4 separate regions of the Mus musculus genome follow, and all the other regions are linked to region 4. The links are chromatin loops, found by intact Hi-C in ENCODE. Cell type or tissue: heart. All regions are shown on one strand. Links, peaks and the distances in the headings refer to the core of each region. The heading gives the core; the rest is flanking DNA. Region 1 overlaps Atg7 (autophagy related 7). Region 2 overlaps Atg7 (autophagy related 7). Region 3 overlaps Syn2 (synapsin II). Region 4 holds the start of Tamm41 (TAM41 mitochondrial translocator assembly and maintenance homolog).

Region 1 (7,883 bases), core at 1,520-6,519, 310 kb before region 4:
CACATAGCTCTGTGCTAGAATGTAGCAATCACAAGGCCCTGGGATTAGCATCAAGAACCAGAAATGATTAAAGGAAAACTGTTAGTTTTCAGCTAAACTGGACACTTAAGCTGATGATTATTTGCGGGTATAGGACGTGCAGGAACTTTTCATTCTGATCTTGTTGAAACTACCAAATATATAAACTGTTTCTAAATTAGCATTTCTGAGGCATAATTTACAGTTGAAATAAGTCGACTTTAATAAGTGTTGGCAAAAACCTGCACTGCTACTCACCTCCACAGAGGAGACTTGGTGTTTCTGTCCCCCCAGCTGTTCCTTTGTGCTGATGTCCTCTATAGTCCAACCTCAGCCCGCAGCAGCTACACATCAGATTTTTGTATGGGCAGCTTTCACAGTGCCTCTCCTTAGTGCTTTCACCTCTGAAAGGGGAGAGTGGGGACTGTAAAGATAGCCTAGTGGTTAAGAGCACACATTACTGTTGCAGAGGACCCACATTTAGTTCCCAGTATCCAAGTCCGAAATCTCACAACTGTCAGCCCCCAGGATCCTAGCACCTCTCTCAGTGGGCACTGCACACATGAGCACACATACCACACACTTTAAATAAAATAAGTCTTGAAACACATAAAAGGGCCTAGAACAGAATCTTTGACACTTTACAGACCTTTTTAATTTAAATATTTGGCCCATAAGGTGGAATAGTGGTGTTCTTTCCTAGAAAATGTGGGAAGGATTCTAATCTGGGGTAGATGTTTACTTTCTTGGACTGTGAGATGATGCCTGGCCTCTGTGAAGGATAGCTAAGGATAGTGCTGAACTGTTGGCAGCAGCCTCTGCTCCATTCATTTTATGCATTCCTGTCAGGCTGAGGGATAGGAGTTGACCATACACGTAAGACATCATTTGTAGACTCTCAGTTTTTCATGGTCTATAGCCCTGCTGTATGGGAATACTGCAGAGCTTGTTCTTAACTTCGAGCTCTCACATACGTGGCCAACTGATGACATGTGCTGGAGAAGGTGTTTTCCAGCAGGTAGCTGGGTATGAGGGCTCACCCTTCTTATCCCAGTATTGGGAGAAGGGTGACTGTAGTATAAGGCAAGCCTGAGCTACAGAGTGAGTCCTTTTGTCAAAAATAAACAAACATCTGTGGCATGACTGAATTTGCACTTGCAAAAGAAGGATTTTAGACTCTTCATGCCATGAATAAAGATTAGCCATGGGACTGGTTTGAGATGGCTTGACTCCTGGGGTACACCTGTGTTGCTGTTGGCCTTTGTTTCTCTCTCTGTCTCTCTCTCTGTCTCTCTGTCTGTCTCTCTCTCTCTCTCTCTCTCTCTCTCTCCCTCCCCTCCCCTCCGCTCCCCTCCCCTCCCCTCCCCTCCCCTCCCCCCCTCTCCTCTCCTCTCTTTTTCAGCTTCTTAACTAGTTTTACTCTCTCCCTTCCCTCTAGTTCTGGTCCCAACCTCTGTTCCTAAGTTTAGCAGCCGCCGTTCCTACAGAACAGAAATGACAACAGAAGCTCCATGTGCCACCACGGAATAGAGACAGCTGTGCGGGCCGCTTTCAACAGCATTTAGTGGGAATGTGTTAGCTCCAATTGCTTTAAAAGACCTCAGTATGAAAGTAGCTTAGGTGTGTGTGAGGCACACTGTGAACAGAGCATGCATGCATCTTATCTTTTGATCATATGTATTTACCATGTAGGAGTCAGTTCTCTCCTTCTAACACATGGATTCCAGGGACCCAACCCAGGCTCTGCAGGCCATGAGGAGCAAGCCAGTAAGCAGCACCCATCCTTGGCGTTAGCTTCTGCCTCCAGGTTGCTGCCCTCACTGCTTTGGATGATGGACTGTGTTGTGGAACTGTGGTGATGTGAGCCCTTTCCTCCCCAGCTTGCTTTGGTCATCACAGCAGTAGTCACCCTCACTGAGACAGTATGTTTTTGCTCTGGGATTGAAGGGGCTCTAGAAATGGCCTGTAGGCTTTCTCGAGATTGGGTGTGCTGGAAGTGAGAATACACTTCCCATCAGGCTGTGGGTTGCAACCCAGCAAATGGAGACCTCTGTGAACAGCATCAGGCTTTGTGTTCATCTGAACTTAGCTGTTCATTCAAAATGGCTCTGAGTAAAGAGAGTTGAGAGGGTTGTGTCCCTTTTTCTATTTACCTGACATGATGGGGCCCTGGAGAAACTGTGTACCTGTAGGCCCATCGTGACAGAGACAAGCAGGTCCCAAGAGCTTGCTGGCCAGCCTTCCTGCTGTTGTAAAGTGATAGGGTGGAGAATGATGGACACCTGATCTCTGGCCTCTGCATGCCTGTGCTTAATCATGGACCCTGCGGGGGTGGGGAGGGGCACTGTTTAAATGAGGTGATTGAAGTTAATGGGAGAGGCTGTGCTCGGCAAGTCTAAGACACTGGGTCTGATCTCTGGCTCTAAAAGAGGAAAGCAGAGGAAAATTATGAAGACATAAAAGAGAATGCTGTTACCTAAAAAGAGGGTGCCGGGGAGCCAGGTGCCATCTGGCTATGGAGGTCCACCTGCTGATTGATACCAGCCTAGACAAATGTGAGAAGGAATGATTGTTGAGGACAAAGTCTCCATGAGATTAGCCTGTGGGCAAGCCTGTAGGGTATTTTCTTTTCTTTCTTTTTTTTGTTTTTGTTTTTTGTTTTTTGATGTTTTTTGTTGTTGTTGTTTTTGTTTGTTTGTTTTTGAGACAGGGTTTCTCTGTATAGCTCTGGCTGTCCTGGAACTCACTTTGTAGACCAGGCTGGCCTCGAACTCAGAAATCCACCTGTCTCTGCCTCCTAATGGGTGATTGATGTGGGTGGAGGGTGTGGCAGGTGGCTTGAGGTTCTATAAGTAAGCAAGCCACGATGAACAAGGCATATTCTTTATTATTCCTCCGTGATCTCTGCTTCAGTTCCTGCCTCCAGTTCCTGCCCTGACTTCTTTTGGTGATCAACTGTGATGTGGAAATGTAAACTGAAATGAACCTTTCCTCCCCCAAATTCTTTTGGTTATGGTGTTTCTCACAGTAATAGGAAACTGCGATGCCACCGTTAGTCATGGTGACCACGACAGCAGTATGAACCTGAGACAGGCCCCACTAGAAACCAGATTTTATTTCCTCCTGCCCACCCATGCCAGGCTGCTTCACCTGATCATACGTTTCATGACCTTAAAACTGGGAGTTCTGGCATCAAATAAATGAACTTTCAAGATTCATGTTATCTTGCTTACTGCGGATGCTGGCTTCTGTGGAAATGATCAAGGCTTTACTATTACAAGTTTTATAAATGCTATGTTCCTGGTACATACAAGGGGGAGCAGCGCTCCATCACCACTCAGCCGTGGTGGGTGGAACCCACGAGCTGCTCTAAAAGTGGATTTATTGGTTGCAATCAGATGTTTCTGCTCAAGGTGGTGCTGTTTCCCCATCAATGCTGTGACTGCGTGTTTTTATTTCCGCGGGGTCTGCATTCAGCAGCTAGTCAGTGTGCCTACCTTTGCCTTTTGTTATTCCCAAGTTGTCTGCCCTTGAGAAGCCACCACAGAGTTGTGGAAATGCACACTTACCCGGCCTCTGTATTTCCATAAGAGAAGCGAGTCAGAGCAACCTAGAAGTCTGAGTTTTGTTCTGTTTTGTAATGCTGGGGTGGAACCCCGGCCTCCTACATGCCAGACAAGCAACCTGCCATTGGACTACACCTTAGCTCTCAGGCATTTCTTAAAACAGTACTTTCTGTTTGTTTTGTTCTTCATACAAGGTCTCCTGTAGCCCAGACTGCCCTTAGGCTTGCTATGTAGCCAAGGATGGCTTTGGACTCCTGATCCTCACCACCATGCCCGGGCGTATGCCGTGTTGGTGATGGAGCAGAGCCTGGTGTATGCTAGCCAGGGATCCTACCGACTAAAACCCACCCCAACCCCGAGACAGTGCTTGAGGTCTTCCACCTTGCTTTTTATGTTTTAAAGTAAATGTGCTTTTAGGTCTCAAACATTTAAAGATCATGTACATCGTGGGAATAAAGAGTCAGAATAGTTCTCTCAAACCTATCACCGTATGGGGAGGAACTTACATTCACAGAATCGCCTGTGTCAGGACCCATAATAACCATTTCTTCCTCCTTGTCACCCACAGACATGCATCATTATAGCTGTGTTTATCCCTGACCTAATGAGTAATTGTTCTGTTTGGTTTTAGATCCGGGGTTTTCTGTCACGGTTCGATAATGTTCTTCCTGTCAGCCTGGCATTTGATAAATGTACAGCCTGTTCACCCAAAGTAAGTCATTTTACCTCTGAGCAATTTAACCTCATCCTAACCCACTCGGGCCAGTGGGGTGGTGCGTGCATGCGTGCGTGAGTAGAGGAAGGGAGCCCGGTAGGCTTGGTCCTGCTGCTGTTGATCTGCATTCATCCACAGAAGCCAGCTTGGGAAATCTCAGGTCCTAGTGTGCAGAGAGCCTGAGCTAGCTGCTGGGTCAGCTCTTGCTGTACAGTACTTTCAGTTTGGTCATAAAGCTCTCCTGAGTGTCTCGGTCCCCGCCTGAGGGGTTCCTTCCTCGCATCTACTCAGCAGTGCAGCTTCTTATGCTTTCCCCAGAAGGTGGGGGTTTCAGGCAGGCCCAGCTGTGTTTTGGAGATGTTCCTAATGCAAAGGAACAGCAAGCAGAGATGAGGGGCCTGGATTGGGAGGCCGGAACAAGGCCCCTTCCTCTTTGATCTTTCCAGCAGCTCTAAAAATAGAGCAGGGCTGTTGTCCACTGTAATGGGAACCGGCTGATGTATCTCAAAACGACATGGCATCTCAGTTTTTAATAGGCTCTGAGTTATTCTCGCATGTGTACTGTACGTGACAGCTGATTCCCTTTGGATGTCCCTTTAAGCCAGTGCTTCTCAACCTTCCTAATGCTGCGACTCTTTAGGACAGTTCCTCATGTTATGGTGACCGCAACCATAAAATTATTTTTGTCACTACTTCATAACTATAATTTTTCTACTGCTATGAATCATGATGTAAATATCTGATACACAACCCCTGTGAAAGGGTCGTTCCTCTCCGAAAGAGGTCACAACCCTCTGGTTGAGAGCCACCACTTTAAGCCTTCAACCTCCCCATCTCCAGCTCCTACTTGGGGTGCTATGCAGAGTAGCTTATGGGGGTCACTCATCCCAAGATGGCGTTTCTCAGAGGTCTGAGGTTTCCCTGCTATGCCTCCTGCAATGGGCAGAGCTGAGGGAATTGAATTCTAGGAAAAGTCTACTTAGAGTGGCTTCTGTCCTGACCTGTTTACCTAACAGTGGAATCTGGGATAGATAAGCCACAGTAATGGATTTGGTTAAATCTAGGCACTCCCGAGTGGAGAGTGGTTTGTTTTCCTTTCTGCTCTGAGAGTAAACTAAGCCTGCTTTATTGTTGGGCATCTCAAGTGCCTGGTTGAGATTGAAACCTTATAATTTGTGGGTAGATGACCTCTGAGCCCATTCTTCTTGCTGTTTCTCAAGGTATCCTGTATCCTCTTTGGCAGGACCCTGAGGGTGGTAATGTGCACATCTGTTTGCAGGGACAGGGTCTCAGGGCTGTGTGCTCCTTAGTGGAAATGTCTGTCTGTCTGTCTGTCTGTCTGTCTGTCTGTCTGTCTTTTCATTGTACGGCTGAACTAATTGCTCTCCAAATAACTTGGCTGGATTATTTTCAAACTGAAATCCTTTGGTGCCCATGCCAGAAGTGTCTCTGTGGCTTTATGTAGGTCTAGCTCATCAATGAAATGAAGATAATTGGGTTCTCAGAGAAATGTGAGCATTTGCTTTCCTGCTCTGTTTCTAATTAAATCAGCCCATAAGATGCTGTCTGTCTATAAAGAAGCCCAAGGGTACCTCAGGCTGCCCCTCTTTTTTCTTTAAGAAAGAATAGCTTTTTGTATTTTTGTCCTCCCTCCTTGGAAGCATGAGATTAAACACAGGTATGGTGTCTTTGTTACCAGAGTTATTTCCTGTCAGTGGCCATTCAGAGTCCTGCGTTACACAAACTTGCCAGGCGAGTTAATACAACCTGATGTGGATTTTCACAGCTGCACTGTCCCACAGCGATCACTTTTCATGTGGTCTGGATATTGGGTTTCCTTTGTGCCGAGAAGGCTGCACCTCTTTCCAGGAGAAGCCCCTCATTTACTTTCTTGGCCCCCCTCCCTGCCATCTGCATCATCTGTTCTCCGAGCGTTGATTCTTCGAAATGACAATTCCAATTAAGCGGAATCGCTCGCTCTATGAGAGCTTGCTTAACGCTTACTCAGCAGGATGTTTTTTATACTGAGTCATGTCTGAGTTGCTGCTGTTTGAATCAAAATTCTTTGGAGCTAAAAGCAAGTTCTACAAATTTTTCCTTTGATATTCATGAAGTCATTTTTTTAAAAATTTTTCCTCAGTCTTAGGAATTTCATACATGTATACAATGACACATTAGCATATCTTTCTGTTTCTTCTCTTCAACTCCCCTTAAACCATCCTCCAACACAGCCTTTCCCTACCACATGCCCCCACCCTTAACCTACTTAGTCCCACTACACTTTCTGCATGTACATGGATGTGGGGAAGGACTTGGGAAATCCTCTATCAAGGCCACACATTCAAGAGAGAATAATTCTCCCTCCCCCAGAAGCTATCAGCTGCCAGTAGCTTTCCAGGAAGAGATGGGGGCCTGGGTCATACCTCAACCATCTGGGCTGGAATTTTGACTGGATTTGTCTTACCTAGGACTCCTGCAGGTAGCCATAGTTTCTCCGAGTTCATGAGTGCGCCAAAATGTCAAGTCCAGAACTTTGAATTTTAGGACTCTCCTCAGCTCCAGCTCTTTTGTGCCTCCTGCCTTCTGTCTTCTCCAGCCATTGTGGAGGTGGTAGTGGTGTTTAGAAGCCCGTCCCACTGAGGACCAAGCCTCTGTCTCTTGTTCCCATGAGGTGATGTTTTCCTTTGTTGGTTTCCAGTATCCATCCCCCTTCACTCCCACCCCAAAGAGAGGCTCACTCTACTCCTGCTTGGTTTAGCTTCAAATATAGGAAGGGGCCGGGGGAGCAGGACACTCAGGGTAGTGAGTCTTCTCTTTATTAAACGTTGATGCTGGTGGTATAGCCCCATCATGTTGCCAGAGTTGAAGAAGACATGGGTCTCCGCACTCATGTCTGGGAAGGTGGCATCATTGTCCCTCTCAGCATGTCCTAGCCTGTTTGCTCTCAGCCTGGGACAGAGCTGGTGAGCTGTTGCATTCACACATGTGCAGGGAGATGGGGATGCTGAGGGGTTTCTTCATCTTGCAGAGCCTCCTCAGACAGTGGCACCCACTGTCAGAACATGAAGAGGCCTTTTTCACACACGTAAGAGTTACTTTTCCATTCTACAGTGTGGTAAACTTCTGGCAGGCCAACAGGTGCGATTGTGAGCCAGAAATCTAGAAAAGCTATCCCAGAATGCATTGAGGCAATTTATTAACAACCATCTGTCTCTTAATTTCTTTCTCTCTTATTTCTAATTAAGTTTTTTTTTTTTTAGTAACTATGTATTTTGGTACAGTTTTAAAAAGATTTATATTTAAATTAAATGTGTGGTAATAGGGGAGTGTAGAGCCTACAGGAGCCAGAAGTCTCAGGTCCCCTGGAACTTCAGTTTCAAGCAGTTGTGAGCAGTTGGATGTGCATGCAGGGAACTGAACTTGGGGCCTCTGCAAGCACAGGCAGTGGCCTAACCACTGTGCTTCTCTCTAGTCCTTCTGATGCACTTCTAAGCTTGGTGAAACTGGGACAGGAGAGATGGCTCAGCAGTCAAGGGTGTTGTTCTTGCAGAGGATCTGGGTTCAATTCCCAGCGCCCATATGGT
Region 2 (7,883 bases), core at 988-5,987, 180 kb before region 4:
TCCAGAGTTTTCCTTCCTTCCTTTTGTTCTGATACCTCCTCCCACAGTCCCCCCTCCCCCCTCAGCGTTCCCTTCCTCCACGCTAGCTACCCAAGCCTTTCCTACATAAGGTCTCTCCAGTTTGGCTATGTGATCTCAGGCAAACTTTTACTTCTCTGAGCTGTTTCCCCGCTTACCCCACTGGCAGGAGTGAGACAGAATAGGATTATTAGCTCCAGGTCTGCACACAGCCTGTGTCATAGGTGCAGATGTGCTTATTGAATATGTATGAGTATGGAGTATGAGTAGCTGAATTATGCTGCAACTTGGATGGCTCTGTCTCAGACTGTCTTCAGATCCAAAAGACCAGGTCAAGGGCCGCTTACAGCAAAGCCACCTAACCCATGAGCCCAGGTTCCAGTCTGGTGGGGGTCTAGGACCAGAGAGACAGTGCCCCACAGGACAGGTGGCAATTTTTTTTCCTCTGAGGCAAGGTGTAGAAATGGAGGGACAGTATGAGGGACACTGCCACCCTTGCAGGAGAGAAGTCACTTTCTGGGTTGCTTTCCACATCCATGACAGCCAGCATTGCTATGAACGTAACTTGGCCAGACCTATCACCTCCTCCCAACAAGCTGTTCTTTCCCTTAGCTCTGCAAGGGCTGAGGCACCCTTGTGCAACCCATTCCAGGAATTTTGGAAGGCTCTGAAGGCATAGCTCTCTAGGGGCCCTAAGCTGCTTAGGGCACCAGAGTCTTAGGACCTGCTATGCTGTGTTGACCTCAGGCCACCTCAACGTAGGATTTTTGCCAAGAGTTACTGGGACAGAGGACTGGCCTAAAGAGCTACCTCCTTCTCAGGGTGTTACAAGAGTGGGTTCCCTCTCCAGTTTATAACCCAGGGCTCCCCAGAGACACACACTAAGGGACAGAGGGAAGGTCTGGTAGTCTCTGGTCTGTAATCCTGCCTAGGTGACCTGGGGTTGCTGGAGAAGGGCTGTTCTAAGTGACAGCCAGCTCCCTTGCCCCAGAGTGTTGTTGGCACCTGGCATAAAGTTCAGTGTAGACAGTAAGGCAGCACAGGATGGCAAGTGCTCTCCTGCCAGGTCCCTGAGAGCTCCCGCCCTCTCTAGCTCAGCTTCTCCAGCACAGGGTACAGCTGGGCAAGCTGACTGGGCCAGTGGTACATGCTACAAGTCAGGGGCTGGCTGGGTCCACCAAGGATGTGGCAGAGGATGCAGGGAGGGGCTGACTGGCTGGTGCTCCCTGTTCACATTCAGTTCTCCCACTGGCTTTGAGGCCTGGTGAAAGGAAGAAACTCGAGATTTGACCCATTGTACAAGAGACAGGGTATATCAGTCCTCCCCCATGTTGGGAGGCATACGCAGTGCCTGTGGGAGTGTATACCTCTGTTATCATAGCAACTGTAGTTGGGAAATGTCATCTGTGGGCATCGTGGGGCAGCAGAATCCCTCAGTTGAGTATCTGCCTTTTTTTCCACACAGATCTGGGACATGAGTGACGAGGAGACTGTCTGAAGCAAGCAACCACAGCTCAGGAGTACCTGGCCCTCAGCGCAGGACTGGACCGCAGGACTGGTGATCTGGGCCCTGCCACCTCCCTGGTCCTGATCTCCACATCTCCAAGGACGAGGGTGTACCCTCTGCCACCCAGTTGCACCCTTTCCTGTGCCATCTCACCAGCTCTGAACTCAATAATAACCTTGGCATTGCCACTGATCTGGGGCTCAGGTCCTTCCATGTGCACTAATCTCCCCCCCCCCACACACACACTGTTGCTGAAGGACACCCCAGGACCCAACATAGATCAGACAAGGCTGTGCTAGGAGCCTCACCGGTAGGGCACCTGCTCTGGGCCCTGGGTAGCAGTGAGTGCTGAGTTTGTAGCCTCAAGTGTTCAAGTGGCACACCAAGCCACCCTCCCCCAGCTGTGGGCATGCTGTGTGCCACCCTGTTCCAGGGATGGGAGAAGCTCCTGCCACAGCCCTGTACTGAAAAGCAGGGAAGAGCTCTGTAGGATGGGTGTGTCCAGCTGGGCCTAGTCAGGTGCCCTCACTCACGGGGTTGCTCCTGGGGCAAGGCTTGTCTTCCTCTTCACTCTGGGTGGGCCCTTGGCAGCTGTGGCCACCCATCCTAAATAGATGAGCTGCTCCCCTCCCACACCTGTGCACCTTCACTGGGGTCTCAGGTCCAGAACAGAAGCCCATGCACGGCTGGCTTAGCAGGTCTCAGGAAGGGAGACTAGAGAGGACCTTGGCCTAACACAGATGCTGCAACAAGCGGCCCTACCATCTGTGCAAGGCTCCCCACAAGTAGCCAGGCCTACCTGGGCACAGGGCCCCACAGCCCACATGCCACCCTAGGAGTCAAGAGCCACACAGCCTCGGTTTAAGAGCACTTTATTATTGTTCTTAAGGCTACTTTTAAGTACAAAAAAAAAAAAAAAAAAAAAAAAAAAAAGATGGCCTGCCAAACCTTTTTTTTTTTCTTCTTCCAGGAAAAAAAAACAGGCCACAGAAAATGGTATATTACAGATTTACAAACACAGAGGGGTCAGCACACACATAGATGGCTTGGTTCTGGGGAGGTCGCAAGCTCCTGCCCAAGCGGGCTGGCAGGCTCCTCAGCTGACAAATGAGGTATCCCACTCCAGGGCACGGCCTATTCCAGATAGGTCAGCGCACCAGGGACCCAGCCACCCGCACTGCCATCCCCCCCTCCCCCAACAGCGACGACCCGCTCACTGACGGGTATCTGAGGCCCGTTGCCCACAGAGCCAGTCCGCGGTGCGGTTGTTTTCCTGTGACAACCTCAGTAGCCTGTAGAATAACAAACTAGTGGCTATTAATGCGGACGCAGTGTTGTCATGGAGTAACTGTGTACCTGCACGATTACAGACACACCTACGACAAAAAAGATCAACTTTTTTCCCCCAAACAACAACAACAAAAAAATGAATGATTATGATAGGAAAGGGAAAATTAAATAGCTACATATCATTAACAAATTAATTGTTCTTCAAAAAATACCTACAAATTTCTCTGTACATTCTTTACGCACAGCGTAATGATGGTCTTTAAAATTACCTATATAAAAAAAGTGTTCTGAACAATTCTTTTTTTCCTACAGAAAATATAGGGGCCTGAATGCCAAGCTTGGAAGCCCAGGAGAGTGGGTGAACCTTGTGCGGGGCAGGAGGAGGGCTGTCCATGTTTGTAAAGGCCAGTAGCCACCCTGTGACCACGAGGATCAGTCCCCACCTTCCCACCCGTGCAGGTTTCCCAAGTTCGACAGCTAACCTGTTTCCTCCTACTAAAAGTCAGCCCCATGATTCCCTGTGCAGGAGTCCATAATGCCTTGTGGGGGAGGAGCTCCTAGCCAGGTGATGCCCTCAGGTGGGCCAGGCCAGGGGACAGAAACACTCAAGGCTGGGAGAAACAGCAGCTGTCGGGCATCCCTAGCCGTGTCTGTCCTGCTGGCTCCTAATGTCTAGTTAGTAGCTATTAATAGTGCAGGAATAACTGTATAGTCAGAGGAATGTGTACAGCCTTGGCCCCAGCATAGGAGGACATGCACGCAGCCCCACGCTGCAGGCTGTCAGGCACCGGATGTTTGGCCAGGAGTTGGAAAGGAGCAGTCTGTGTATCAAGGAGCCTAAAGACATGAACTCCAAGTCCCCAGCCCAGGATGCAGAAAATGAGCAGCAATGGGCTTCCCCAGCCTGCCACACCCACTGGCTGTGCGCTCCTCTCTGGAGTAAAGTGAGCGTTGACTCATCCCAGAAGCACAGCTGTACCAGCAGTGAATGTATCAGGGCTGAAACTGATGACGCAGGCTAATGCTGACAAGAGGCCAGACAAGAAGCCAGGCAGTGCTACAGTCTGGGCTTAGTCAATAGAAACCAGCTATTTTTTTTTCTTTTGAGACATGCACCATGTCAGAAGCACTACGGAGTCCTCCAGCCTTGTCCCCGGCCTCACAGACTGCAGTGCTCAGAGAAGGGAAATGCCCATGGTCAGGGGGAGTCTGCAGTCCAGCTGTGAGCACCTCAAGCCTAGAGAAAGACCTAGAACCTGCTAGAGACCCTCTAAGTTCAGCAACAATGCAAGCACACATGGTCAGAAGTATTCCCTAGCAGTTTGCCCTCAGTACTGGCATCTCAGACAGCTGCCCAGCAGGCAGCTCTGCCCTCCGTAGTGCAAATCAGGACAGTTGTCTTCAGGCAGACACATGCAAATGCAGACTGAGCCAGGCTCAGGTGGAAGCCAAGCTGTGCATACCCGGCCACAGAAGCTAAGAGCACAAAGCGTCCGGATCCCCATGTCGTCATGGCTTGTGACTGAGAAAGGGCGGCAGGGTCCCGGCTGCCAGGTGGCAGACCTGCAGAGGTTTCTTTGGTAACCGGGGCAGGGAGCAAGGATGCTCTGCTGGACTTAATGCTCCGTGCTGTTCTGTTGCCACACTGAGGCCCCTTGTATGAACACCAAGCAAGTATAAAACAGAGCAGAACAGAAGTCCAGACAACATGGTTTTGCGAATAAACCACCCACCCACCCTCCCCCCAGGATTTTTTTTTTCTTTCTGTTTTTTTAAGCACTGACTGTTCAAAGCTCAGGCAAACCATGCAGATTCCTGTGTGGTCGAAGGGTGGTTCCCCCTTCAGGAGACCACAGAGGGGGAGTGACTATGGCTGACCATGTGGGCAGTGGGGCTGGCTGGCTGGCCCCTGCGTGAGGCTGACTCCGGGCTGCTGGATGCGCTGTCCTTGGCTGCTTTGATCTGAAGCCATGTGTCACCTAGTGCTTTGGCAAAGTGGTCATCCACTGAGCCAGTGATGGACACCGAGTTAGGCGCCGGCTCTGGCTCCTTGTAGTTCTTGCCCAGGCTCCGACGGAAGTGCTCTTCCACCACAGGGTCACAGGTGGCAGTTGCTGCAAAGGAGGGGACAGAGGACAGATAGCTGCATCAGTGGGTCCGGGACCCAGTCAGTGATACTTAACCACACCATTAAAGGGTAAAGCCCAAGAGTCTCTGTGGCACTAAATAACAATGGTGGATCCTGGAGCCCAGAGGGGCCAGGGACAGAGGTCCTTTTCTCTATGCCTCCTGAATCATGGCCAACTCAAGGTGCACACGTGCTCTAAAACAGTGTTTTAAAACTCACCACTAAGTAAATTTTAGGAAGAGAGGTTACAGCCTATAGCTTAATCCAGGGTTCCCACATGTCTCAGGCTATGGGGGAAAACTTACCACTGGGTGGTCTCCGGTAGCTGGCAGACCCAGGCGCAGAACAGCCACTGTGTGCGATGGGACAGTGAGAGAGGTTGCAGTTGCGGGCACCCGCGGATGCACAGGTAATCACAGAGGGCCGGTTCTGTGGGAGGGAGAACAGGTCAACTCCTCATCTACTGAGCGGAGCTGCCAGCGAGCCCAGCTCTCAGGCCAGGGACCTTCCCTGTTCCTCGGGCCCTCTGTGCTACACAACAGCAGGTCGAGAGGGGGAGACTAGACTGGGGTGGGGTCCCCTTCTCCAGCACCTGCAGGTGAGCCCCAACACACAGCATCTCCTAATGGCCAGGCCCCACCCTCCCCTGTTAGTGTGTACAAACACTGACCAGAAACCTAGGAATCACAGGCCCAGAGGCTCAGAGTCCATCAAGGGTCACACAGGGGACAGAAACACTCCACCCCACAGAAACACTCCACCCCACCCCTCCCTCTCATGCTGCCTGTGTGCTTTTAAAGTCTCTTACTACAGTCTTTGTTAGAAACCTTACCCTTTTGTTGTCTCTGGGGCTTTTTATGTGGGGCTGAAGCCTCGCACACTAGGCAAGTGCCCATGTCCTCAGTCTCCCTCTACCTATCTTGCTCTTTGTAAGTCAAGGCCTTATGAAGTTGCCTCAAACTTGTAATCCTCCTGCCTCAGCCTTCCAAGTACCTGAGATTATATGCCTATACTATTAGGCCTGGCCTTGTTTTTTAAATAGCATTAATTTCATTTTCCTCTAGTAGAAGTAATAGCAATAACAACAATGGCCTGCCTTACTCACAGGTTTATGACCACTAACTTTATAGGACCCAAGCCCCCAGCAACGCTCTGACATTTAACTTAGGCCTTATGAAATCATATGGGGGAAGGGCCGGCCTCTCAAGAGGATTGCTACACTGACCCCGAGGAACACAGTGCCAGGGAAGATGGGCATCCAAGCCAGGGCCAGGCACTCATCCAGATCAACCCTGCACTGTGCAGAGAGGAAGCCAAAGGAGTGAGGGTACCAACATCCCCTCACTTCAGGACTTCTGCTCGGGGTTCTCCATGGAGCTCTTAGTCCCCAACATCCAGCCTGATATGGCCACCTCCAGATGACATATACATACCTGCTGCCGCTCCACAGCTGACCTGCCTGTGTCACTGCTGTTCTTAGTCAGGGCAAGAGGCTGCTCCATGAGGCTGGGGAGAGATGCGTACAGGTGGCCACCATGCAAGCTCACGGCGGGGGCTGCAGCCCGTTCAATGGGACTGCGGCTCCGCTCCCGGGGATCTCTGCGGCAGTCTCCGTTGACAGTCTTATTCCTGAAAGACAGGGTCATGCTCAGAGGGGGGTGACGGGCAAAGGGGGCCCTGGGGAGGAGCCATGTGCTTTCTCCTAGGTGTTTCCATGACATTCCTACACTAACGCTAAGGGCAGGACCAACAGGTGAGTTGAGGAACCACGCCCTGAGTATAGGAGAGGCACCTGCGGGCGAAGCTGGCTTTGTGGCCTCCCTCCTTTCCTGCAGGCAGATGCTGCTGCCTGCCTACACACGAGATCTACTTCATGGTCAGCTTGGGCACAGTTGGTCATTGAAGGGTGGGAATGACCCAGAGAAATGGTGCAATCCTATAAGCCAGCTCTGGAGAGGGACCACAGTGATGTTTGCTCCTAAGCAGCAGAGGCCATTTCTACCTCTGTCCAGAGAGGACACTGATGACCAGTGTGATGGCTCTGCTTCTCGGTGTGTAAGATGGCAGCCAGTGGGCAGCACTTGTACCCAGAAGCCACAGCATCAGACAAGCAGAGGACAGCAGCTCCCTGGAGCTGTGCATGCCGGCACTGAATGTGGCAAATGCCCCATGGACCACAGGCCAGCTGCTCAATGCTGCCGCCGCTACACGGGCCTGTGGAGAGTGTCAATACAGCTATGGCGTGAGAGCCCGCAAGGCCCAGCTAACACAAGGTGTTCCAAGCTCAGCTCTGTCCTCCCTCCAGCCACTTATTCTAGAACCCCTTGGGGATTCTAGAATCCCTTCGAGTCTGTCCCTCTAACTGCCAGAGCTGAGTTGTTCAACTTTAAAATTGAAAGGAAAGTGGAAGATGGTTCCCAAGACTTCTGGACGTTCTAGGTTATTCTCTAAGCCCCTGCTTGGCCTGTTCTTTGCCATCAGGGAAGCAGGTCATGTGCCTATGGGCAAAAGGCAGCCATGCCTGCCTGCTGGGCCAGCCAAATGCAACACCACCAAAGGTCATACCACACACGTGACAGCCACACCTTTTATTAGTGACCACTTAACTTTCTTTTTTTTTTTTTTTTTTTTTTTTTTAAAGATTTATTTTATTGATTATATGTAAGTACACTGTAGCTGTCTTCAGACACTCCAGAAGAGGGAGTCAGATCTCGTTAGGGATGGTTATGAGCCACCATGTGGTTGCTGGGATTTGAACTCTGGACCTTCGGAAGAGTAGTCGGGTGCTCTTACCCACTGAGCCATCTCACCAGCCCACCACTTAACTTTCAATTGTGAGCAGTAACATAGCACTTCCTGGGTACCCAGTATCCCTTTTCCTCACTGTTGTAAAACTACACTGCCACACCCACTGAGCCCCATCGTTCCGTGGCTTCCCTG
Region 3 (7,883 bases), core at 1,515-6,514, 230 kb after region 4:
TTCCGTCCCCTCTGGGTTATCTTCAAGTATCCCCTTTAAAGCTCCCCTCCCTCGCCCTTCAGCAGTCTGCAGTATTAGCTTCAGAACCATGCAGAGACAGGGTAGTAGATCTTCACCCTGAACTCAAAGACTCCAGGGAGCTACGTCCCATTTCGCCTATGACTCAGGGTGTCTTGTTTTGAACTAGGGGATCTCTGTGGGACATCCAGGTGTGGGGTAGAATTTTTCTGAGTAGAAGAAGGGAAAAGTCAGTCCCCTCTTGTGGGGGGAGACTGACAGGTAAATTTAAATAGAAATCTCTTTTTGTTCCTGTGGGAGAGAAGTTGACTGTTCTCAGTTTGTGTGATACACGACTCCCATCAGTCAGGTTCAGCTTTACTGGAAAATCTACATAAACCTCTGTAGAACATTAGGCTCAGGAGCTCTGTAACAATCCAAAGGATAGATAAGACCTCAGACTTGAAGTTCTGAGTCCATGAGGGAGATATCTCATTTTTCATAAATATCTCCATGATTCTCTCCACTAAGCTTTTATATATTAGGGTAGTAGGAATGTTAACAGTGAATCAAAGAACTGAGTCTTAGTGAACTTTCCCCGTAAACATCTGTGTGACTTTGTGAGGAATCACTTTCCTTTAATGAAGCGTAGGTTTTGCCATTTTTGTTAGAATTCTCTTAGAAACTTATCCTTCAAAATTTAACTTGAAAGAGTTATAGGGATAGAAATAGAAATAGAATAGTGTAGAGTGTCCATTTTGAAATGAACATCAAGTGTGAATTGTAAACCTGAATCTGTTGGCTTTCTGACCTTGGAAAAGGTTCATAGCAACAGTTAAGATAAGGTAACCATGGCCCATATCCCTAGAGTTTTATGAGAATTAAGAGAAAAAGAAAAAGCCCTCAGATAAGGCAGAACAACATGAAGCACCGGGAAGGACGCATAGGCAAGAAGTACGGTCTGGATTTGGATCCCACAGTCTGAGGCTTGGAGAAGCATTGGCATGTTGTGTGGAGATGAGCGAGTACCATCCAAGACTGCACTGCACTCACGAGCAAGCCAGCAGCCTTCTAGAAATCCCTCAGTGAGAACGAATAAAGGGCTGAAAGTTTATACCTGGCAGGGAAAATCAGGCTGGGTTATTTAGGGTAGAGGCTAATTACCCTAAACACTTGAGCATTGCAGAATTGTAGATAGAAACATTGATATTCAGGGGAATGAACCTGAATTGCCAAAAGATTTGTTATTTTTAGTCAGTAGTATATATACCTTTTAAGGTAGGTAAAAACATGATGTACAATAAATATTTTCACCAAACTTTTCACCCAAATTGATTAAATTGAAATAATGTGGCAGTTGATAAGTTAAGCCCCTTTCTGGGTCTGTTTATTCCTCTCTTGTGGGCAATCCAATCTAAGTATCTTTTGTGCTCTAAAATTTTCTCTGGAGCCAGGCCCAGTGGCATATGCCTTTAATCACAGCAATGGAGAGGCAGAGGCAGGCAGATCTCTGCTAGTATATAAATTGAATGCCAGACCAACCAGATCTCTACAGTGAGACATAAATAATTTGGGGGGAAGGAGTGGAATATTTCCATCCTCATCGATTGTACAGAAAATGGGAGCTTCTGGGTGACAGAGGTTGGCTCTCACTCTCTGGGATGTCCAAGTTGAGGGTGGCATTGTGCAGTGTCACACCATCTATTACTGCTGGTGAGCATTTCCCTTTTTCTGACATCTGGCTCTGGCAAATTACTTAGTGGTTAAATTTTATAATTTTGTAAATGTAATGAAATCAAGATGTTTGTGTCCCAGTATTCCTTCCAGATCCTAGAATGCCTCTGTAAATAGTTAATGATAACCAGTTAATCACATTGCAGGCTTAATTTCAGCACAGGAACCCTAAGGGGACAACACCCAAATCATATCCAAACCATAATATTCCCCCTTTTAAAAACAAACAATAAGTATTTTCAGTGTAAGCATCTCAGCAGAGCACACTGGCAACCAGGATACTCCCCTGTTATGACACACCCTCCCTCCCAGCCTCTCCAGACTGTTTCCTCACTTGTAAAATGGAGTTAAATGGGTGATTTCTGGATCCCATCCAATACCAGGGTCACCTGCAGTTGGCCAGACCACAAAGTCTGAGGGCATAGTCCTGCACAATGTCTCACTAAGGCCTAGTTAACTTTAATAGAGGACATTACGCAGTAAGACCATCTTCCCTTCTGACATCAACTGAAAGTTCTGGAATTCTAATAGAACTCTGCAGGCATCCAGGAACTCACTGAAAATTATACTCACAGTCACTGCATGTTGTGGAAAACAATTCTGATCAAAACCAAGCCACAGGAAAATGCATAGTGAAGAATCTGAGAAGGTCTAAAAGCAAGCTTCTGTTGCCCCTGGAGTATATCTCTTTCCCTGCATCCATTGGTAATATCTCAGGGATATCACCAATCAGAAGGGTCACCTGAGCGTCACTGTTCAGAGTCATTGCTGGGAATTCATTACCTAAGCCTAACTGATCCGATTGAGCTATCCACACATCCCTCCCACCCTAGATGGCAAACTGATACATGCGGTCTAAGGGGTCCACTGTGAATCACACAGTTCTTGCTTTTCCACCAACACCCTTTGCCTAAATTTCCCCAGGCTGTTTACATAGGTTCTCACTTACCTTTCGCCCACGTGCCCTCTTACATTTTGTGTTCCTGTCGTAGCAATGCCGATCTCAATGGCCTATGCCTCTCTTGTAGCCTCTCCCTAAAATGATTTCCCTCTTTTGTTTTTGGCACGGCTCACTGTTTTGGTAAAGAAACTTTCACCACAGTATAACTAACATTCTTCAATCATCCAAAGATGCCGCCTGCTCAGCAGCTGCTGCCTCTCCTCCTGGAGTTGTGGTTTTCTACTTTCTATCAGGAGAGATTGTTCTTCCCTCTTTGTTTGTTCTTCACTCCTGCCAGGATGCAAGCTCTTTGTAAACAGGAATCTGCTCATCATTTCATCTAAAGGGCTTAGAAAGCATCCAGAATCTAGCAGCCACTGACTATAGTCACACAGGGCTCTCCAGGTGGGATCTCATGTGACTTCATCAGTACAGTGCAGGCCTAGACAAACTAAGAGGCCATCACTAGGCGATGTGATTTCATGAGCCCACCAGCATATATGTGGCCAATCATTGACCTAAATATTGTTATGCAGCACATGACTGAACATCACAGGTGCTCTAAAAAAGGTGGTTGAGAGCAGTTTGCCCAAGTTGCACTCTGTTGTCTGTAGAAAAGGTAAACTACAATAACAAATATAAATCTAATTTTAATACCTCTGCATTTAGGAATAGTTTACCTTTGTCATTTATAATGACCTGTTACTGAATTCCTATCCTAACTTGCTTTTCTTATGCTACCTCTGCCCCTGTAGGTGACACAGAACATGACTGATGATGTGTCCCCATTTGTAATCAGCACCTTTGATGGCCCTCTCATCCTATTTGGGATTAATGTCAGGATCCTAAGGGACCCTTGGTAGCATGCAAACAGAAGAGCTATAAATCAAGAATCATTGCCTGGGTCCCAGCCTACATGTCACATCTCCTGCCAAACCCCTGCATGTGTCATGTATGCCACTCCTCACCCAAGCCACTCTTGTTAGCTTCATTTGTGACCATGCAACCACAGGCTGAATGAGAAAGAACTTACAGCTTGAATCACATAGCCCCATGATTTGCTCTTTGCCCAGTAATATAGAAGAGGACCAGGACAGAACTGTGACTTGGAAAACATAAGCTAGCTAACCACTGTGCATCCTCCCAAGAGTCAGGGAGGCATTGACCACATCACCAAAAGCAGAGCGAGCGGTCAACAACAAAGCTCCATTTGGCTGTCAATGACTAGGTCTCAGCCTGGCTGGAATATTAACCTCCAGGCTGTCCCATGCAATGAAACCTCTACAGTGGTATGCTGTTCTCAGGGTGGCAGTGACACCTTGTGGCCAATGATTGCAGAGCCTCTGTGGTTCATACTTAGCCTTTTGCCTGGTACCCCTGCTGTCCCATCCCCCAAACATACTCAGTCATTTAGAGTAGAAACTTGCTTACTGCTTCCATCTCTAGGGCTTAGGAAAAACCTAGTACCCAGGACCACTGACTATGTCAAGAACAGCTTGACAATTGAGAAACCCCTGAGAAGTGTGAGATGAATCACCAGGATCTGAGACAGGCCTGAAGCTGGGGCTGCGGAGAGCTGGAGCTGCTTCCTAGACTCCCACCTTCAGGTGGCCAGAATTTCAGGTGCTGATTCAGTGAATCTGGTCCTGGTCTTTCTCTGGCACCCCATTGTTATATATTTTACCAGCTCCCTGTTTGGCTTGTGGATGAGGTCCATAGAGACCAAGTTTAAGACCAGGCCTTGGGAAGCATTGACCTGCATTGATGTGCATCTGGGAAAAAGTGAAGCTCGCTCTCTCTCTCTCACTGCCTGAACTGATCAGAAAACACACTGAATGTTGCTTCTAGTCCAAGGGTGGTAATATAACAGGATGGATTCCAACTGAGAGGAGAGGCCAGGATGTTGGGGCTTGTGGCTCATCTACTTTATGGACAAAAGTAAGAGAGCTGTGGCAACAGAGGATGTAGTTCAGCTGGCAGAGTACTTGTATACCACGACTCAAGCGTGCGTGCCTTGGGATCAGTCTCCAGCATAGGCATAAGCCAGGTGTGGTGGCTCCCTTGTAATCTCAGCCTTCTTTCGGTGGAGATATATGAATCAAAAGCTCTGGGTCATCCTTCACTATACAGCAGATTTGATGTTAGCTTAGTATACATGGACCTCTGTCTCAGACCAAACAACATAAGCTAAAGGAGCTTCAGTTGACTACCAGCTGTTTCCAGAAGGCTATGACTCAATGTCTTTAGCTTTCTGATGCCGTCACGGATTAGAAATGGTCCCAGAGGCAAATCTGCTGGAAGACAGGCTTTGACCTTGTATTAAGGAATCAACTCGCCGATACTGAGAGCAGCAACTGCTGCTCGGGACCATGTGACTGTCACATTAATGTTCAGATTTCAGCAGGATAAGCTACTTACTGGGTGGGGAGGTGGTGACAGGATGGGTGGGGGCTGATGAGGCAAGTAGCTCTCAGAACCTTCCAGAACTAGAGTACTGTGCTCCAGGCTGAGTGTAACCACCAGACCTGGGAGAGGTAGTGGGAAAAACTTAGAATAAAAGGACTGGGGTGGGAGGTGTTGGAGCAATGGCTCAGTGCTTAGGAGCACTGGCTGCTCTGGCAGAGGGCCCCCTCTAGTTCCTAGCTCACAGCTATCTGCAAGGATTAAAGATACTTTTCTCTAACTTCTGTGGGCCCCAAGCATGCACACGGCACCCATACATATATGTAGGCAAACACTCATACATATATGATAAATTTTTCTGTGAACTTGTACAAGGAGACCAAGATGAGAGGGGATCTCTTCACTCTGAGAACAGCCTCCAGGGCTGGACGATTAGGGAGAGGCACAACCATCCCTTCAATCCCATATCAGGACTGTTTCACTTGTTCTAAGAGGTAAAGTTAGGACAAACCAAGGCCTTCCTGCTTCCCACAGCAGGCCCGGCTTGAGAGAACGTGTTCCCCAGTGAGTAGAAGCTGAGAACTCCAGGAGATTGGGGGCAGGTTCAGATAAAGCCACCAGTGACTAGATCCCTTAACGAACTATTAAGAGAAACCAGTTATTTTGGGATTGTCTTTACTTTCATGGACATCTTTAATCACTCAAAACTGACATTCTGACCTAGGGTGACCTGATCCTCAGAGCCCCCATAGGACTTGTGGCCCCCACGGACCATTTCTGGTGTCCTCAGGTTATGGAAGGGCCACTATCCAGGCAGTGGTCTTTGCCCAAGAGTAATTCCCCTGGGAAGGAAGGGGCATCATCTCATTCCTGGATACCTTTTATACCCTTGCAGAGGAAGGAAAGGGGCAGTGGCAACTGAAAGGTCTCAAGGTGCTGAAAACATACTGTCCCCTTTGCTCTACAACCTCCTGACCACATTCCTTCCTGCTGCTTCATTCTCCCTGGAGTACTGGACCGGGGAAGCAAGGCCTGGGGGAGCTGATCAGAATAGTTCTGTGGCGTGGCCAGCAAGGAGCTTGGCCTGGCCCCTTTCCTGGGGCCAGACCCTGGGACCCTTTCCCAATTTCCTGTCTCAGATATGCTGAGCAAGCACAGGCCTTCCTCCTGGTGGGGGCAGCTGGTGTTAAGCCAACAATTCTCAAAAGTTGAGTCACTCAATGTCTTTCCTTCCTCAGCTTTCCATCCTGTTGGGGCCTCACTTAGATAGGAGCTCCTCTGCCAGTCTGTCTAACAAAAGCCACAGGGTGGGAAATTAGATGTACCTTCAGCAAAACCCCCATAGATCCTCATGGGCTACGTTTCTCTCTCAGGCCAGTGATCTGCAATTGAGTGGATCTTGCCCAAACTAAGGCAGTGATGTATAGAGAGAAGGCATGGTCTAACCCAACCCCAAATCCCCCACACAAGAACTACCCTCCGTGTGCACAAGATGACAGGAAACTAGTTAGCAATATCTTTTCCATTGATACATGTAGTTCTCACACTGTAGATTTACTCTTATTTAAACAAAAACAATGGCGTTACCATATATTATTCACTGGCTAGGACTTTATAGTTTATAAAGCTCATTTGATGTTTTTAAGCCTCAAAACTCTTATGTGAGATATGGAGGTTGTAATTCTTTATGTGTTGACATATCAGGAAAGACAATGAAGATGACCTATCCAGAGTCACCTGGCTGCTAAGAAGAGCTGGACCATCTGACCCCCAGCTCAGAAGGGTCTGTGTAATACCATGCACCGGGGCTTTTTGGTATGCCTGTGAGGGGGAAGGAAAGAAAGGGAAACCTGGGCACTCGTGGTGCCGTATGAGGAAACTTGCTCTCCTCCATTGATAGCCAGATGCTTGACCTGTCACTTCACCAGCTGCTTCATGGGACATTCATCTCTTCTGCCCCCCAGCCCCTTTGATTGCTAAAGCCCCACAGACCCAGCAGAGCAGGATATTAATTAGCCTACCAAACCTCTATGGGCGGCAGCTTGCTCTCCTCACCGAGGAGTCCCTCAAACCCTATGCCTTCGGGATATCTCTGTTCAGGCCCAGCAGCCCTGGGGCTTTTCTTGCCTCAAGACTGCACTGCTATCTCTTACCTCTGTCATCCAAAGAACTCAAATGCACAAAGAATTAGTGGAAGCCTAGAGACGAAGGAGCCAGCAGAACTCATCTGCCTGTGACAACTTGCATCCCCTATATAGTATCTCTGGCCAGAGTTTTTCTAGGTGCTAGTTGAAGAGTTCTCACAGTGGGACAGTCAGTGTTACCTAGGCTACCACTGACATGATTGACACTAACTCTGGTGCTGCCAGGGTCACATCATCGTTTAATCCTTGTAGTCTGACCATTTGGGGAAGCCAAGATGCAGAGATGTAACTTGTCAAATCTCATAAAGAAAGTGTTTCCAGTCTCTCAACCCCTATCTCTTCACAGACCCTACCAATGGACCCCTCCAAAGAGGTGCCCAGCGTGGTGACTGCTTTCTAAGGAGGCTTGACCAAGCAAGAAGGGAGGGCTCCCCTCCCCCATTAAGACACAAATGCACCTTCAGCCACATTAGTTTAGGCAGTGGTATCAGACTGACAGCCACTTGCAGTCTTTCCATAAGCTCGGTTTCACGGGGCTTTGTTTTGTAGGCAGTTAAAAGGCTCTTTTCCTCCTCCCTGTGTGTGTGCAGCTGGCCACGGGAGCTGGACTAAACATTCTTACCTGTTTGAGTCAACCAGCTTCCTGAGAGAAACTCTGCTGCTCA
Region 4 (7,883 bases), core at 1,889-6,888:
ACAAGCTTGCTATCGCAGAACCTGGTGGAATACTGGGTTGCTTAGACCCAGGAGTAGTCTGGGGCCAGCCTGGATGACAATATGCCTCAAATAACAGACAACCGTGAGGGTTTAACAATTACACTCCAAAACTGCATCCTGGACTTCTAAGCACATGGAATGACAAGACAAGGCCATTTCCACAATAATTTGTGTAAAGCTCCAACATGGACTTCCCAGCTTACTAACTGTGTTAATAAATACCTAAGTAGTCTTCTCAGGCTGTAAATATTTAAAAAGTAGCTAACAGATTTCAATTAGAAAGTACAGCCGCTGTGGCACACAACCAAGTACAAGCATTTGGTTCCTTGAGCTTGTAATGTTGTTTGGAAATTACTTATCAAAGCCAACCTTGGCAGATTATTAATTATGAAGAAAGAGCCAAACTATGTGTTTTGCACAACACAAAAGGAGGCATAAGGCTGTGCTGCGTCAGACAAGCGGCAGCGAGGAGTCCCCAGGGTCACTGCAGGCCTGGAAGTTCAGGGCACTTGCCGCATGACCTTATGAAGTCACTTCCCCTGTCTAGACTGAGGTTCCCTTTACTGCATAGGGCAGCAGGCAGGTGCGCAAAGGACCAGCAAAGCTAATGTAAATCCAGGTGTGGTGTGCACACTTCTCATTCCAGCACTCGGGAGGCAGAGGCAGGTGGATCTCTGAGTTCGAGTTCAACCTGGTCTACACTGTAAGTTCCAGGACAGGCAGGACTCCACAGAGAAACCCTTGTCTCAAAAAAACAAACCAAAACCACACAACAAAACAAAAACAAAATAAGAAAAGTTAAGGAGTGACCTTAAGATGACAGACGGAGCACCGCACAGGCCCATAATCCTGTCCCTGCTCTTTACACGGCCTGGACCTTTGACCGATTGTAGGGTCATTACCTGGGGCTTGTCAAATATCCAGAACCTCGGGTTCCATCCCAGACCAACTGAATCTGGACCTGCATGTTAACAGGATCCCCAGGAGACTCACACACCTGTAAAGGTCAGACTGCCCTAAGCAAGCGGCATTAGTGTTGGCACAGGCAAACCCACAGGTCATCCCCGACCGACCCCATCTCCCACCGCCCCTCTGAGAAACCAGGATGCTTCATTTAGCTTGATTCCTCCCCATGCTGAGGGGATCAAATCCAGGACCCAGGTAAGTACAATATCGCTAAGCTGTATCACCAGTGCCTGACGTAAGACAATCTATTCTGAGGGGATCCAAATATCTTACCTGCCGTCTATGATGCAACTCTCAAATCCTATCTGCCTACGGACACCAAGAACTTCCCTCCCGTCATGTGACATCACATGCTCCCAGTCACCTGACACCCTCTTCACTTCCTGGTAGTACCTCTTAGATGACTCTATCCTGGGCACTCACTCTCTATCCTGGTCCTCAGTGGCCTTCTCCATACTTTCCAGACAGCAGCCCTCAAATGTGCATTCCTACCTAGGGCCCAGTCAAGCCGTGTGGCCAACAGATAACATAAAGTCCAATCATAGCCAGCCATGCTCTTGGATACCAGTTACAGTCAAGCACAGATGGAGACCCCAGGCCTGTCTATGCGGAGGTTTAAGAAAGATGGATGGGGTGAGGCTGTTTCCTAAGAACGTGGACATAATATTTCACTGGGATTCTACTGCCAAATTACAACCACTCAGTTAAGGCCAAGGCCTGAAGGCCCTTACCTTCCCGTCACACCTGATCAGGGGGTTGAAGTAGACTCCGGCACCGTAATTATTCTGGATGGAGGAGATGATCCTGGGCCCCAAGAGTTTGAGGAAGGAGTAGTGGCTCCAATTCTTCTTCAGGTTCATCGCGTGCCAGGCAACAGGGTCGTCTACTGTGAACACTAAGTCTAACATGGGATTCTGGGAAGTGAAGGAACAAAGAGTTCAGCACTACCACTTAAGAAAAACACTAGGAGAAAAAAATTAACAATTCCAAAGTGCTACAGTATTACCTTTCACGTCAGAAGGCCTAGGGCCGTCTGCCATTAGAAACCTGAGCAGGTCCCACAGAGCAACGCTAGTTTGCTTTTCATCCATATAAATAATGATGTCACACATTCACTTATCATGTGTTAGGTGCCAGCCCTCATCTGATCGCTTGACATACAATGAGTTAGTTTATCTCCAAAATGATCCCACCAGGCAAGTATACTATTCCAGTTGTATAGGAAGGAGAGGAAGAGCTGGGGAAAGCACTTTACCCAAGGCTACAGAGCCCGAGGAGACCCAAGAAGACCCAAGGGGACCCAAGGAGCGGTGGCTCAGTGGTTAAGAGCACTGGCTGCTCTTGCAGAGGACCTGGGCTTGATTCCCAGCATCCACATAGTGTTTCTCAAATGCCTTCTTCTGCCTTCTGTGGGCGCTAGGCATGCACGTGGCACACATACATTCACACAGATAAAACACTCACACACACAAGTATTTTAAAAATAGTTCAAAAATATTAAGAAAAAAAAAAGGCTGGTAGGTTTCAGGGCAGAGAACTCAAGAGCCCACCACTAAAGATAGACAAATTATGTCCAAGTAGATTCTACATAGGAACGCTTAACATACAAACTGCACTCAAATTAGTCAGGAGAATAAGGAGAAAGGATTTTTTCTTGGATGTGACATGTGTGAGTTCTGAGGAATGTAAGAGGGGGACACAGCATGGAGAAGAAACCCAGGAAGCGTGGAAAACGGCTGTCACGTTAGTGAAACTCTTCCCTGTTCTGGAGCCAGGCGTGTTCCAGAACCCGCCCCCTCCCCCAGTCTGATGCTGCTGTTAACAAAACATACTCATGCAGTACTAAATGAGATCAAGGCGACTTTCCACATTAAAGAACTTTCCAGAGGAGGGGAGCCCATTCAGGCACTAACGTCCTGGAAGAACACAACAGAATTGTTGGCATGAATGCAGAGAATGAAAAAGAAGAGGAAATAAGGGTCCTCTCTGGGAGAGATGTGTAGGTCAGCTCGGAGGAGAACCTCTTTGAAAACCTACAAGCTGTCTATCGGGAGGTTCAGGAATGCTGTTTCCCAGGCTGGTCTTAAACCATCGGTGATATTACTTAAGATTCGGAGGTAACATGGATAGTTTCATGTATGTACAGATATATGAAGCCATGTTTGCAGGTCAGAGGGCGCGGATTGTTGCTCCCACGCTCCATCTAATCTATTTCTGAGACAGGGTCTCTTACTGACCTGGAGCTTGCCAAGTATGCCGGGAGCCAGGAAGCCCCAGGGATCCACCGGTTTCTGTCTCCCTAAAGCTGGGATTACAAGTGGGTACACCACAATGCCTGACTGAAGGATGATTGTAAAAAAAAAAATGTATAATTATGATAATCTATATGAAGTAACTGGACAGCTCACAATTTCTCATATGCCCATGATCCATACTTTCCCATTTGTTAGAGAAAATCGGTAGGATGTAGAAGAAATTCAAGAAACACCAGGTGAATTTTAACTGGAAGAAAGACCTGGCCAGGAGCTAGACCCAGGATGCCCTACTGTACAGTGACTGAGACTCCGTACTCTGGAGTAACAAGCCTCAATCCTAACTAGATTCCTGTTCAATGTGCTGACCTGAATAAATGTGCTACCTGCCTGGGCCCTACACCCAGTCCATCAACTTCCTGAAGCCCACGGATCATTCCGTATTTTCTCCTTATCTTTCGATGGGATTTTCAAAGTTAGCTTCCAATTAGTCACCTGGGATGTTTTACACACTGCTAAAGTCCTAGGCCAATGAAATCAATCCCTGCAGACAAAACCAGTCTTTGTATTGCTAAAAAGCTATGGAAAACTCCAATGACAAAGGCTGAAAACACTTAAGTAGGACCTGCTACTTTGTTTTTTCCCCCTTCCCACTACATCTCTGCAATGCCACCACCTCTTCCTCATCACTCCCAACTTAGATTGGAGACAGACTACTCATGCCTCACTTATCCTATCAGCTCAGGCTGGTGATGGATCGGCATATAATAGCACTTGCTGCCAAACCAGATAAACTGAGTTCAACCTACCACGACCCACGTGGTGCAAGGAGAGAAACAACTCCCTCAAGTCGTCCTGTGACCTTCAAGTGTGCGCAGAAGTACAGGTGCGCTTGCTATATAATCACTAAGTAAATGTAAACATATAGATTTGCCTGGCGTGACAACACGAGCCTTTTAATTCCAGTACTGTGAGTTCGAGGGCAGCCTTCAGCCAACCCTGACCAGGGAAATCCAAATTCCGCTCACACCGAAGGACACTTTGCTAGGATGAACATTTCAACAATTGGCTCTTGGCGTGTCCGGGCTCCGCAGGAATGAAAGGCATGCGAGGAACGGCGAGGGCGAACAGGTGCCAGGCATGGGACTGGTCGGGGAACTAGGGGGCCTCCGACTCACCTCCTGGTGGGCACTGGGTCCTGCCTGGCGATACACCGCGGAGCCGTAGGCGAAGGCCAAACTCAGGTCCTCCGGGAAGTGAGCCAGGATCCTGCGCAGGCCCACGCCCGAGCTGTGCAGCGCCTGCAGCGCCATGGGCGGGCTGGCCCGCCGGTGGGACAGACGGTGCTGTGCCGACCCTGTGCTCGCAATTCCCGGTCGTGCGGACCGCGCTTCCGCCCGGTCCCGCCCCTCCACGCACGCGCGCTTCAGAGCGGGCAGCTGGCAACCTGCGGGGAGGCCGAGGCTCCGTAGCGCCCTCTAGCCGGCGGAGGAGCACATTACATGTCTATCCTGTGACAACCTGCTATAGAGCCTAGCAAATCCTTTGTAGCACTAAAACTACGAATGGTTATTAAACCATTTAATTAATTAAATCATCCTTATATTGATTTTCTTTTTGCTTTTTGTTTTTTTTTTTGAGATAGGGTTTCTCTGTGTATCCCTGTCTGTCCTGGACTAACTCTGTAGACCAGGCTGGCCTCAAAGCATTCAGACAGGGTTTCACTGTGCAACAGCCCTGGAATTTGCTATATAGACAAAGCTGGCCTCGAACTCACAGCCATCCACCTGCCTCTGTCTCCAAAGGGCTAAGATGAAAGCATGAACTACCTCATTCACAACCTTGTGGAGCTATCACCTCTAGTGCCAAGTTGTAGGAGCATTTGAAGATTTAGAAAAACAAAAGAAATGTAAAACATGCCGGCCCAGGGGATTGTGATTGCTAGAAACTGACTGTGGTTTCTTCATGTTAAAGGTCTTTTTCAAGTCTGATAATAAATAAATGTTCCATAAAAGGAAACATATTGTATAAATATTCCCTCACATTTGCATTCAATTTTAGAGTCAGAGAAGTCTTCTTGCCCCTTCAGGGATGGTGTCTTAGTCAGGGTTTCTATTCCTGCACAAACATCATGACCAAGAAGCAAGTTGGGGAGGAAAGGGTTTATTCAGCTTACATTTCCACATTGCTGCTCATCACCAAGGAAGTCAGGACTGGAGCTCAAGCAGGTCAGAAAGCAGGAGCTGATGCAGAGGCCATGGAGGGATGTTCTTTACTGGCTTGCTTCCCCTGGCTTGCTCAGTTTGCTCTCTTATAGAATACAAGACTACCAGCCCAGAGATGGTCTGACCAATAAGGGGCCTTTCCCCCTTGATCACTAATTGAGAAAATGCCTTACAGTTGGATCTCATGGAGGCATTTCCTCAACTGAAGCTCCTTTCTCTGTGATAACTCCAGCTGTGTCAAGTTGACACAAAACTAGCCAGTACAATTGACCCCTTGTCAACCTGATACACAAACACATCACTAGTAAGCCTCAACCCTTACATTCTTATTCATCCCCAAGATCTAAATAACTTTAAAAGTCCCACAGTCTTTACATATTCTTTTTTTTGGGGGGGGGCTTGTTTAAACACTTTATTCAGAGGCTTGGGGAAAGATGGTAGAACACGCTGTCTGCTGTCCTGCGCGGGGCAGACCTTAGAGCAGTCCCGGTCGCTAAGAGCGTCTTTACATATTCTTAAAATTTCAATCTCTTTAAAATATCCATCTCTTTTAAAATCCAAACTCTTTTTACAATTAAAAGTTTCTTAACTGTGGGATCCACTAAAATACTTCCTTCCTTCAAGAGGGAAAAATATCAGGGCACAGTCACAATCAAAAGCAAAAATTATCCAATGTCTGGGATCCAACTCACAATCTTCTGGGCTCCTCCAAGGGCTTGAGTCCTTCTTCAGCCCTGTCCTTTGTAGCACACAGCTTGTCTTCTAGGCTCCAGATGTCTGTACTCCACTGCTGCTACTGTTCTTGGTGGTCATTCATGGTACTGGCATCTCCAAAATGCTGCTGTCTTCTGCTGTAACTAGGCTTCACCAATAGCCTCTCATGGCTCTCTTCATGGTGCTAAGCTTCAACTCCTTTGCATGACCCCTTCAGTCCTGGGACATTAATTGCTACTGAGACTGCACCTTCACCAATGGCCTCTCACAGTGCCAAGCCTCAGCTGCTCTTTATGACCACTTCATGCCTTCAAAACCAGTACTACCTGGGTAACTCTTACACATTACCAAGTCCTGATGCAGCAAGAGGTACAACTTTGGCTATCTCTGGAACACAGCTTCTTTGGGCTTTCAGAAAACACTTCCCAGAAGATATCATCTCAATGATGCTGGTCCCTCTTAATCACTGCTAATTTCTTAGCTCCAGCTAACCAGCACCAATAGTCCCAGTAATGCCAAGTTTTCTTTCACCTTAATAGTTCTGGTATCTTGTTAATCACAGCTGATTCTTCAGCCCCAGCTAACCAGAACCACAGAATTGTCACAATCCAAAATAGCAATGGCCCTGAAAAGAGTCTTTAATTTTCCCTCTGAAATTTCACAAGCCAGACCTCCATTTTCTGCATTATTCTCAACATTATCTCCCAAGCTCCTACACAACATCTCACAGAGCTCTTAACACCGAATGGATCTTCTGTCCCAAAGTTCCAAAGTCCTTCCACAGTCCTCCCCAAAACATGGTCAAGTTGTCACAGGAAGACCCCACTTCTGGTACCAATTTGTCTTAGTCAGGGTTTCTATTCCTGCACAAACATCATGACCAAGAAGCAAGTTGGGGAGGAAAGGGTTTATTCAGCTTACATTTCCACATTGCTGCTCATCACCAAGGAAGTCAGGACTGGAGCTCAAGCAGGTCAGAAAGCAGGAGCTGATGCAGAGGCCATGGAGGGATGTTCTTTACTGGCTTGCTTCCCCTGGCTTGCTAGCCTGCTCTCTTATAGAATCCAAGACTGCCAGCCCAGAGATGGTCCCACCCACAAGGGCCCTCCCACCCTTGATCACTAATTGAGAAAATGCCTTACAGCTGGATCTCATGGAGGCATTTCCTCAACTGAAGCTCCTTTCTCTGTGATAACTCCAGCCTGTGTCAAGTTGACACAAAACTAGCCAGTACAGATGGTATCACAAGGGCCTTTAATTCCCATGCCTTTTCTGGAGAAAATGGGATCCTGAGGTAGAAGATATCATAGAGTTCTTTACACAGTGAGAGAAACCTGCTCAAGATGGCAGGAGCCTTCAGGAGATGGCTGAGCTCCAGACTCTTTCAAGCTGTGCTTTCTTCTCTAAGGTGCACTGCCTCTCAAACATCAACACCGCCACCTGCAGTCCCAGCTCCTCGTGGGGCTAAGGCAGGAGGGTGGCGAGTTCTAGGCAAGCTTTAGCAAGTTTGAGGTTGGACTGGGATACTCTGAAAGTTCCTGCTCTAAAACAGCAGCAGCAGCAACAACAAACTGTTTGGGCTGGGTGGTGTGCCTCAGTGGTTAGGGCTGGGTGCTGTGCCTCAGTAGTTAGGGCTGGGTGGTGTGGTTCAGTGCTAGGGAGATTGCCTAGCACACACAAAGACCTGGGTTCCATCCCAACACAG

Evidence for each region. Hi-C counts contacts between places; a loop is a spot of excess contacts. Peaks named below come from ENCODE experiments on the same cell type or tissue, not always from the same donor. Only the 100,000 strongest peaks of a DNase experiment are listed, where the experiment ranks them.
Region 1: it touches region 4 in a loop (3.0-fold over the local background); 16 of 42 quality-filtered maps call a loop at or near these places.
Region 2: a loop joins it to region 4, with 1.9 times the contacts of the local background. A loop is called at or near these places in 2 of 42 quality-filtered maps.
Region 3: it touches region 4 in a loop (3-fold over the local background); 13 of 42 quality-filtered maps call a loop at or near these places.

The regions. Positions count from the first base shown.
Region 1 is chr6:114,720,679-114,728,561 of GRCm38, forward strand. It overlaps Atg7 (autophagy related 7), which reads left to right. Exons shown (of 19, transcript NM_028835.5): 17 at 4,216-4,296. Among named protein-coding and RNA genes, the nearest start is that of Gm52917, 10 kb to the right of the region's middle. In heart, for the core only: a CTCF peak has its summit at 3,434; no DNase peak of the experiment used is centred there; H3K4me3 peaks cover 482 bases; H3K27ac peaks cover 2,116 bases.
Region 2 is chr6:114,857,508-114,865,390 of GRCm38, forward strand. Atg7 (autophagy related 7) reads left to right here. Exons shown (of 19, transcript NM_028835.5): 19 at 1,484-3,097. The coding sequence ends at 1,516. It overlaps Vgll4 (vestigial like family member 4), which reads right to left. Exons shown (of 5, transcript NM_177683.3): 3 at 6,377-6,572; 4 at 5,249-5,372; 5 at 3,121-4,929. The coding sequence ends at 4,658. Among named protein-coding and RNA genes, the nearest start is that of Vgll4, 60 kb to the right of the region's middle. In heart, for the core only: no CTCF peak of the experiment used is centred there; DNase peaks (open chromatin) are centred at 1,124, 3,764, 4,284 and 5,458; H3K27ac peaks cover 1,537 bases.
Region 3 is chr6:115,264,103-115,271,985 of GRCm38, forward strand. The region is part of intron 10 of Syn2 (synapsin II); the gene reads left to right. Among named protein-coding and RNA genes, the nearest start is that of Timp4, 16 kb to the left of the region's middle. In heart, for the core only: a CTCF peak has its summit at 3,992 (motif pointing left); DNase peaks (open chromatin) are centred at 3,979, 5,079, 5,659 and 6,109; H3K27ac peaks cover 489 bases; H3K27me3 peaks cover 4,632 bases.
Region 4 is chr6:115,033,233-115,041,115 of GRCm38, forward strand. It overlaps Tamm41 (TAM41 mitochondrial translocator assembly and maintenance homolog), which reads right to left and starts at 4,642. Exons shown (of 8, transcript NM_026894.1): 1 at 4,418-4,642; 2 at 1,719-1,901. The coding sequence starts at 4,552. In heart, for the core only: a CTCF peak has its summit at 4,719; a DNase peak (open chromatin) is centred at 4,659; H3K4me3 peaks cover 1,425 bases; H3K27ac peaks cover 762 bases.